3 separate regions of the Homo sapiens genome follow, and all the other regions are linked to region 1. The links are chromatin loops, found by intact Hi-C in ENCODE. Cell type or tissue: IMR-90. All regions are shown on one strand.

Evidence for each region. A loop is a pair of places that touch in the nucleus more often than their neighbours do. Peaks named below come from ENCODE experiments on the same cell type or tissue, not always from the same donor. Only the 100,000 strongest peaks of a DNase experiment are listed, where the experiment ranks them.
Region 2: it touches region 1 in a loop (2.7-fold over the local background); 8 of 110 quality-filtered maps call a loop at or near these places.
Region 3: a loop joins it to region 1, with 5 times the contacts of the local background. A loop is called at or near these places in 9 of 110 quality-filtered maps.

The regions. Positions count from the first base shown.
Region 1 is chr6:22,145,013-22,147,512 of GRCh38, reverse strand. All of the region lies in intron 9 of CASC15 (cancer susceptibility 15), which reads right to left. It overlaps NBAT1 (neuroblastoma associated transcript 1), which reads left to right and starts at 320. Exons shown (of 3, transcript NR_034143.1): 1 at 320-473; 2 at 762-834. RefSeq lists an enhancer at 1,794-2,295. In IMR-90, a CTCF peak has its summit at 1,492; a DNase peak (open chromatin) is centred at 1,482; H3K27ac peaks cover 1,276 bases.
Region 2 is chr6:22,827,589-22,830,088 of GRCh38, reverse strand. No RefSeq gene overlaps it. Among named protein-coding and RNA genes, the nearest start is that of LINC03005, 110 kb to the right of the region's middle. In IMR-90, a CTCF peak has its summit at 1,437 (motif pointing right); a DNase peak (open chromatin) is centred at 1,818; H3K27ac peaks cover 359 bases.
Region 3 is chr6:21,945,278-21,947,777 of GRCh38, reverse strand. The region is part of intron 5 of CASC15 (cancer susceptibility 15); the gene reads right to left. Among named protein-coding and RNA genes, the nearest start is that of NBAT1, 200 kb to the left of the region's middle. In IMR-90, no CTCF peak of the experiment used is centred here; a DNase peak (open chromatin) is centred at 1,147; H3K27ac peaks cover 949 bases.

The DNA of each region.
Region 1 (2,500 bases):
TCTGCATGCAGCTGCTTTGGCCATGCTGTCTCACTAGTCAGGAAATGGGTGTTGAACTGGAGCTGAAAACACAAGCTGCAATCAAGCCCGATCCAGCAAAGTGACAGACTTCCTGTGTAAAATGGTCAGAAACCTTTTTTCATGTCTCTACATGCATGCACATGCATTTAAATCCATGCTGCGAGGCTGCGATTTTCTCTGGGGACACTGGTACAGTCACCTAGCCCATCAGTTCCTTCGTCGACAGCGCCGGGGACATCCAGACTACAATTTACAGTTCCTCTATCCATGTGCTGGGTTATAAATTATGCCATCCTCCCTAGAATGAGAATGCACAGCAAGCGGCAGACAATCACCCGGCATTCGGCATCTCTTTCTTTTCACGCGCTCCCTCGCTCCGCCTTTCTCCAGCTCTGCCTTCTCAGGCAGATACATCAGATACCTTGTTTATCCATCTTCAGCTCCACTCTGAGGTAAAATGCCACCACATCTCGCCATGGGTTGTCCCCCCAGACTAAATCCCTGGGAACAGCCTGAGCTGGGTGCACGCGGCCGAGGCGACGGCTGCCCTTGCCCTGCGGAGCACGGGTGGGCATTGGATGTAAGGTATTCCTAACTTCCCCTTCCCCAGTCCTTGGCGTCCTCTCTAGCCATCCCACCCCAGGTCTTCTGCAGCTTCACCCTGTCCTCCAAGTCCCCTCGCCCAGCTGCGAGGCAGGAGACCCCGGCCGGAGCTCCGCCAGCAGGTCCTTCTTTCGCAGGGCGCAGACGCACGATTCCGGGATCGGGTGCACCACGGCGAAGCCCAGGCGGGAGACGGCAGGAGCAGCTCAGGTAACCAGGGGAAGCTTGCGTGCCCACGGAGATGCAGCCGTGGAGCTGTGAGGAAAGACGGTCTGGCTTCAGAATTTAAAAAAAAAAAATAGAAAAAAAAAAAAAAAAAGAAACACAAAACAGCGCAGCTCGGCGCCAGCGGGGGTGGAAAAAACAGACACAAACCATAAAAAAAAGCAAGAGTTAAAATCAAATTTCAAAAAAAAAAAAAAAAAAAAGGAAATACAGAGATCAGAGTACTTCATGCGACTTTTATTTCTGACGTTTCTTGGTTTATTGGCCTCCCCACCCCCTCCAAAATCTGTTCTGTCCCTGAACACCACTGTCTGTCCATGAGTGCCAGTCACAAAGACTCTTGCTCCCAAGTGCTGCAGACCCAGCATCACATGAGAAACCACATGACAAACTGCAGTCGGCTGCTGATGTGGTCAACTATTTCACCCAGGCAGGGGGAGCAGGAGGGAGACAAACCTCAAGTGAGACATGCCCCTCTCAGGCGGCCAGGAAGACATTTCCTTAAAAGAACAATGAGAAGCATGCCTCTGAAGCTTGCTTGGGAATACATATACACTTTTACATATGCGCACTTACAGAGACTAAAGAGGCCGTGGATACTTGAAGACATTCTGAGGATGCTGTACCACAGACACTAGCTGGATGGCAGCAATATTATTTCTAGTATGTATTAGTCAAAGCTGATTCCACTTAAGTGGATTCCTGAAAAGCACACACCACGTCTTCATAGCATGATCAGGCTTGGAAAACCTATTCTATTATCTCTCCCTGCAATCTGTATCTGAACCTGCATTCTGAATAATTTATTTTTAGACTAATAAGATGCTTGCCAAGACTGCTCCCTTTCTTCGGTAAGCAGCACAGGCAATATTCACCCGAGTAGGAAAGCCTCGTCCCTTTGTAGGGAGAAGAGAAGAGATGGTTTTTTAAAAATGCAATTTCTTATTTAAAGGCAGACAAACACATAGCAATAAAGTTCTCGCAAGTAATCTTAAAAACAAGTGAAATGTTTCTGCTTCATTGAATCGACATGTCTCTTATTTGCAGTTTGGCATCTCATGCTGGCAAATGGTGGTGATATTTTTCTAACACTGCTCATGGCTGCAGCTACAGCCCTTAAGCCACATGGATATTGCTACTTCTCAGCAGGGTGAGAGCAAACAATTGCTTTCTGGAGCACCTTCCTGTGGAGGTGCTGCACTGCCAGGTATGCTTTACTAGTTACATTAAGGCAAGTACAAGTGAGATGGCCTCAGGGTCTGTAGATTCTGTCACTCATCCTGGAATTAAGTAAGTTGCCTATTTGGGACGTCCTTCCCAAGACGTGAGAGGTATACCTTTTTAGCAAAATTGATTATGCCGGCTAACTAGAACCGGAGAATCATTAAACAGGTGGGAGGTAATTGTCTACAACATGTCTTATTGGACTGTGTAGATATCAAGGTAAGTGGCCTTTAATTCATTTGAGATGCCCTTTCAGCCTCTCACTGTATAAGTGTGTCAAGGATGGTCCCAGACCCTGGGGTTCCAATGATGAGCAAGAGATGCATGGTCTCTGCCATCTTGGAGCTCAAGGTCCAGTAACTGCACACATCTTTTGTCCTTCAAGACAACCTTTTCCCAATTTGAATTCTCCAAAGTTAACCAAGGA
Region 2 (2,500 bases), 680 kb before region 1:
ATTGGTAACAGAGATACACAAAATATCTGCTTTGGATCTTCTTAATCACTCACTTAAAAGAATCAAGGAACTCAGTAACTTTATGTATGATGCTACTGAACATTTTTTGAAAACTAGTGAATATAATGAGATGGTCTGGTTGTTCCTAATGTCACTGGACAAAGAAGTGGTGAAAGAAAAGGATGAGCTCATGGATTTGAATTTCCTTAAAACTTATTTAAGTTTTCCAATGGTATTTCATACAAACAGTTTTTATTTTAAAATGTGCTAAAATTGAGAAAATCTGCATATCATGAAGTCTAACACTCATGTGAAGGTTGAAGAAAATTTATACTTTATCAGGGAGTCAATACGCCACCCAACAGCCTTTTTCTACCCACAATGCAAGATTAATGTTCCTAGGAGTTATAGAGAAAACTAAACCCATGGAGGGGTAGCTTTGTTATTGGTGCTATTACGTTGGACCACAATAAAACTGTGTTGGATTTGAGTCTTGACTGATAAATTTAATCACAGATTTATCTCTGTGTTTTACTTTCAACAAATATTTGTGGACACCCTTTTCCAAGGTAAAAACCAGAAACAAATAAAAACAACAACAACAACAAAAAACTTTACCGGACATTATAAGGGTTAAAAGGAGTATATGACATAATTCCTGTAGAGATGACATATATCTAAGTTATTGCTTGAGATACAAATATGGCAATGAAAGGAGGCTATAGGAAGTTTCATATACTTAGTACATGCTAATCTCAGGCATTTCAGAGTTTGATGATGTAGGATTTGGCTTTGAATCAAGGGTAATATTTGTATAGGTAAGTAGGTAGGTGGGTAGGTATTAGAACATGGTGAGTGCTTCAAGTAGGCAGTCATGAGTAAAGCATGGAGGAAAAACTGAAAAGTCAGCTAACAATAGTGTTTGAGTTTAGCTAGAATACAGATTTCATTTAGGAACTTAATAAAGATAAAGAGGAAATTATAGTTTGGGGCCAATTGAGTAAAAGACTTTTAATTCTAACTTAAAGTTTTCCAAATTAATTCTTTTAACAATGGAAGAACATTTCGTAGTTTTCAAATAGAAAAACGTCGTTGTGGTATTCTATGAAGGTCTGGGAAGAGAAAGAAAAAAGTGATTAGTCTTTACTGAGTGTTACTGACTCAGGTGATCTTTTGGTAATAGATTAGAAATGTTAGTTCCTAGTGCAGTTACTCGTCATTAATAAGAGTTTAAGGTAACTATCGCAAACAGAAACCTTCCCTCAAGATTGACATAGCCTGTGTTATTCTTACTGACTTATCTCATGGGGCTGAGTTGATAGATCTCGAAATGCTTTTTAAAAAGCAGACTGGGTGGCCAGGGCCAATTCCCAACTGATCCAGATAGAACTTGGCATAAAATCCTCTAGGGAATGTCTGGGTCCCACCAGCTCTGCCACCTGACCACTAGTGGGCAGACACAGCCCTCGGTTCTCAGGAAAATTTTATATCACAGAGGGGAATCAGGGTCAGCGATTTCAGGGGCAGTCCCTTTCACTGCTTAATCCAACCTGGCTGACTTAATGATATAAATATAGATTTACTGCCTCTGCCCCCTGAGCACGGAGCCACCACCTTCACTCTAAAGGTAACTCCACCTGGTAATTAACTGTGAAATATTGAGTGGCCAGTGTCTGACCTGAGCGTTTGTGCCAAGCAAAAGTTTCACTTGTTTTGTTTTTTTTTTTCTCTCTTTCACTGCCAGTTTGTGTGTACGTGTATTTTTAAGTATTAACTCTCATGGAAGCACATGCCTATTTAAAATTCCCAGACGATGAGTCAGACCCGTTCAGTGAGGTTCCTGGAGAGTCACATGATGTGATTTGATGAAACTTCACCTTATGAAGGGTTGGAGGAAAAAATAAAAAAAAACACTTTCAGACTTATATACATATACACATATACATACACATACATATATATTATTGTGGATATATACTTGTATATAATGTCATATAATTTTGCATACATACACACACCCACACAGTAGAGAAACAGACAGACACACATATACATGCAGTTAAAAAAAATCCCTTTGCTTTGTTTCTCTGTTTCCCTCAATAGATATTTAAAAATCTGGTGAGCCAACAGCTCATGCCTCTTTGAAACAAGAAGACAGCAGAAGCCCTGTAGCTACATGTGCTGCATATGAGTTTTAGTTATGTAGCTACCCTCTGAAATCACAATAGTGAAACTGGAAATTTGGATTCCAAAGTGATAAAGAGCATTGCTGAGACTTAGGATATCTGAGTCGTTTCACTTGCTGCTCTGATATGCTATAGGCTTATTTAGGCCTTTAAAAAATTCTGTATTATAATTTATACTTTTCTTCAAATCAGTTTGATGTTTCATGGTATAACTAACATATCTTTCTACGTTGAACAGTAAAGTAGGCTAACTCCTGTGAATAAATCCAAATTATAGTAATTTCTGAAGCTCTTCAATTAATTTTTCTGTATGT
Region 3 (2,500 bases), 200 kb after region 1:
TCAAAGCTTGAGATGGCTGGGAAGAGAAGTCGTGCTAGGACAGGAAGAATGTCCACTAGCGTTTACAGAATTCCACTGACAGACAGAAATAGAAATTAAACCCTGCTATTTTTCATATAGCCTGCGTTACTTCTTGATAATTCATCTTTCTTTTCACACTAATTGTATACTTTGATCTAAATTAGGCAAGTAATTCACTAGCTGTATTACCTGGGCATTCCAAACACACACTTCCAAAGACATGGCATGGGGGAAAAAGCAAAAAATGTTGTGACTCTATTAAATATGAATTTATTTTGAGACAGGGTCTCACTCTGTTGCCCAGGCTGGAGTGCAATGGCATGGTCACAGCTCACTGCAGGCTTGACTTCCAGGGCTCAAGTGATCCTCCCACCTCAGCCTCCCGAGTAGCTGAGACTACAGGCACATGTCACCACGCCCAGCTGATTTCTTTTATCTTTTGTAGAAACAGTTTTATCATGTTGCTCAGGCCGGTCTCAAACTCCTGGGCTCAAGTAATCCTCCTGCCTCAGCCTCCTAAAGTGCTGGAATGACATGCATGCGCCACCACGCCTGGCCCAAATTTTAGTGTTAGAATCATACGTTCAGAACACAATGACTGATCATCTTCACATACATCAGGGTGCCCTAGCGCTATTGAAATGTTGGACCCAATAATTCTTTTTTGTGCAATGCTGTCCTATACATTGTAGGGTTTTGGTTGTGGTTTTACCCTAATACTATGAATATAGGACTCAATAATTCTTTGTTGTGGGGGGCTGCCCTGTTCAATGTCCTGTAGAATGTTTAGCTGTATCTATAGCCTCTACCCACTAGATGCTAGTTTTACCTTCACCTACCCCATTCATGACAACCAAAAATGTCTCTAGGCATTGACAAATGTCCCCTGGGTAAAAAAAAAAAATCACCCTCACTGAAAAGTGCTGATATACATTACACTCAGGGAAAAGAACCTGCTTCCTTACACACAAACCAAGTTGTAAAAAATCTAGCTACATCATCGTATGAAGAATTCAACCTTATAATTCCAGAAACGGCCTCTGTTCTGACCACTAAATATTTGAAGAAGTAAATGATGGTGACTTCATTTCATGAATATGCCTTGAGTTCACAAGTGGCAGACCCTGTTGTTCCAAACCTATTGCAAAGGGTAAAAGGGAAATCCCAAGGGACAAAAATTATAAACCTCATCATGGACCAGAAACAGACCACAAAGGCCAACTGGCAGGAGGAGCTAAGCCACAGGCTGCTGGAATCCAGAGCTATGAGCCAATGGTGCCTGGAGTTTGATACCTGATGGGCCCGTGGGTATAATTTACACCAAGCAGCTTCACTCCAGGGTGCATGCCTTAGAGAAACTCGTGAAGCACATCAGTTGGCATACACAAACAACAGTGTTCATAATGACACTGCTACTGATAGGAAAAATCTAAATGACCAAAAGTCTACTTATGGGAGAATGAGTAAATATATTGTAGTATATGCAAATGATGTAATATTATCCACAGCTGTAGTAGAAAAACTGCTGCTACCGGTAACACTAAGTCTTAGAAACATGATTCTGAATAAAGGGCAAGTCACAAGGTGACAGTATTTTTTATGAAGTTAAACATAAGCAAATCTTAAACCTATTACAGTTATTTTAAAAACCTACTGAAGCCGGGCGTGGTGGCTCACACCTGTAATCCCAGCACTTTGGGAGGCTGAGGCGGGTGGATCACAAGGTTAGGAGGTTGAGACCAGCCTGACCAACATGGTGAAACCCCGTCTCTACTAAAAAAAAAAATACGAAAATTAGCCAGGCACGGTGGCACGTGCCTGTAATCCCAGCTACTCAGGAGGCTGAGGCAGGAGAATTGCTTGAATCTGGGAGGCGGAGGTTGCAGTGAGCCGAGATTGTGCCACGGCACTCCAGCCTGGGTGACAGAGCAAGACTCTGTCTCAAAAAAAAAAAAAACCTATTGAAACCTATTTTTGAAAACCTAGTATGTATGTTTTTGAAGGCAAAAGAATGAGAAACACTATATTCAGACTAGTGGTTACCTCTGGGAAGGAAGTAGGAGGTTTTTATACATGTAGAGTGAACTCTATTGGAAATGTCTATGGTGAATTCACTTACTATTATGGTTCATAACATACCTACAGTTTGTAGGTGTATGTTCATGTGTGTGTATTTGTGCACCTTCATATGTATCAAATATTATATAACAATTTTATAATTTTTCTTCCAGGAAAAAGAAAAAAAGACCTAAGAAAAATGATGGTAAACTGAAAACAAAAGTAAATATTAAAGGATGTATTTCAATAAACTAAAAGGTGAAGCCAAAGAACAGTTATGGGATATAAGAAACCAGAAGCAAATAAATCAGTAAAATACCAGATGTCATTTGATTGATTTAAAAATTAATAACCAACTTTTTATGTTAAAAAGGGGAAAGTTGGCTGGGTACAGTGGCTTATGCCTGTAATCCCAGCACTT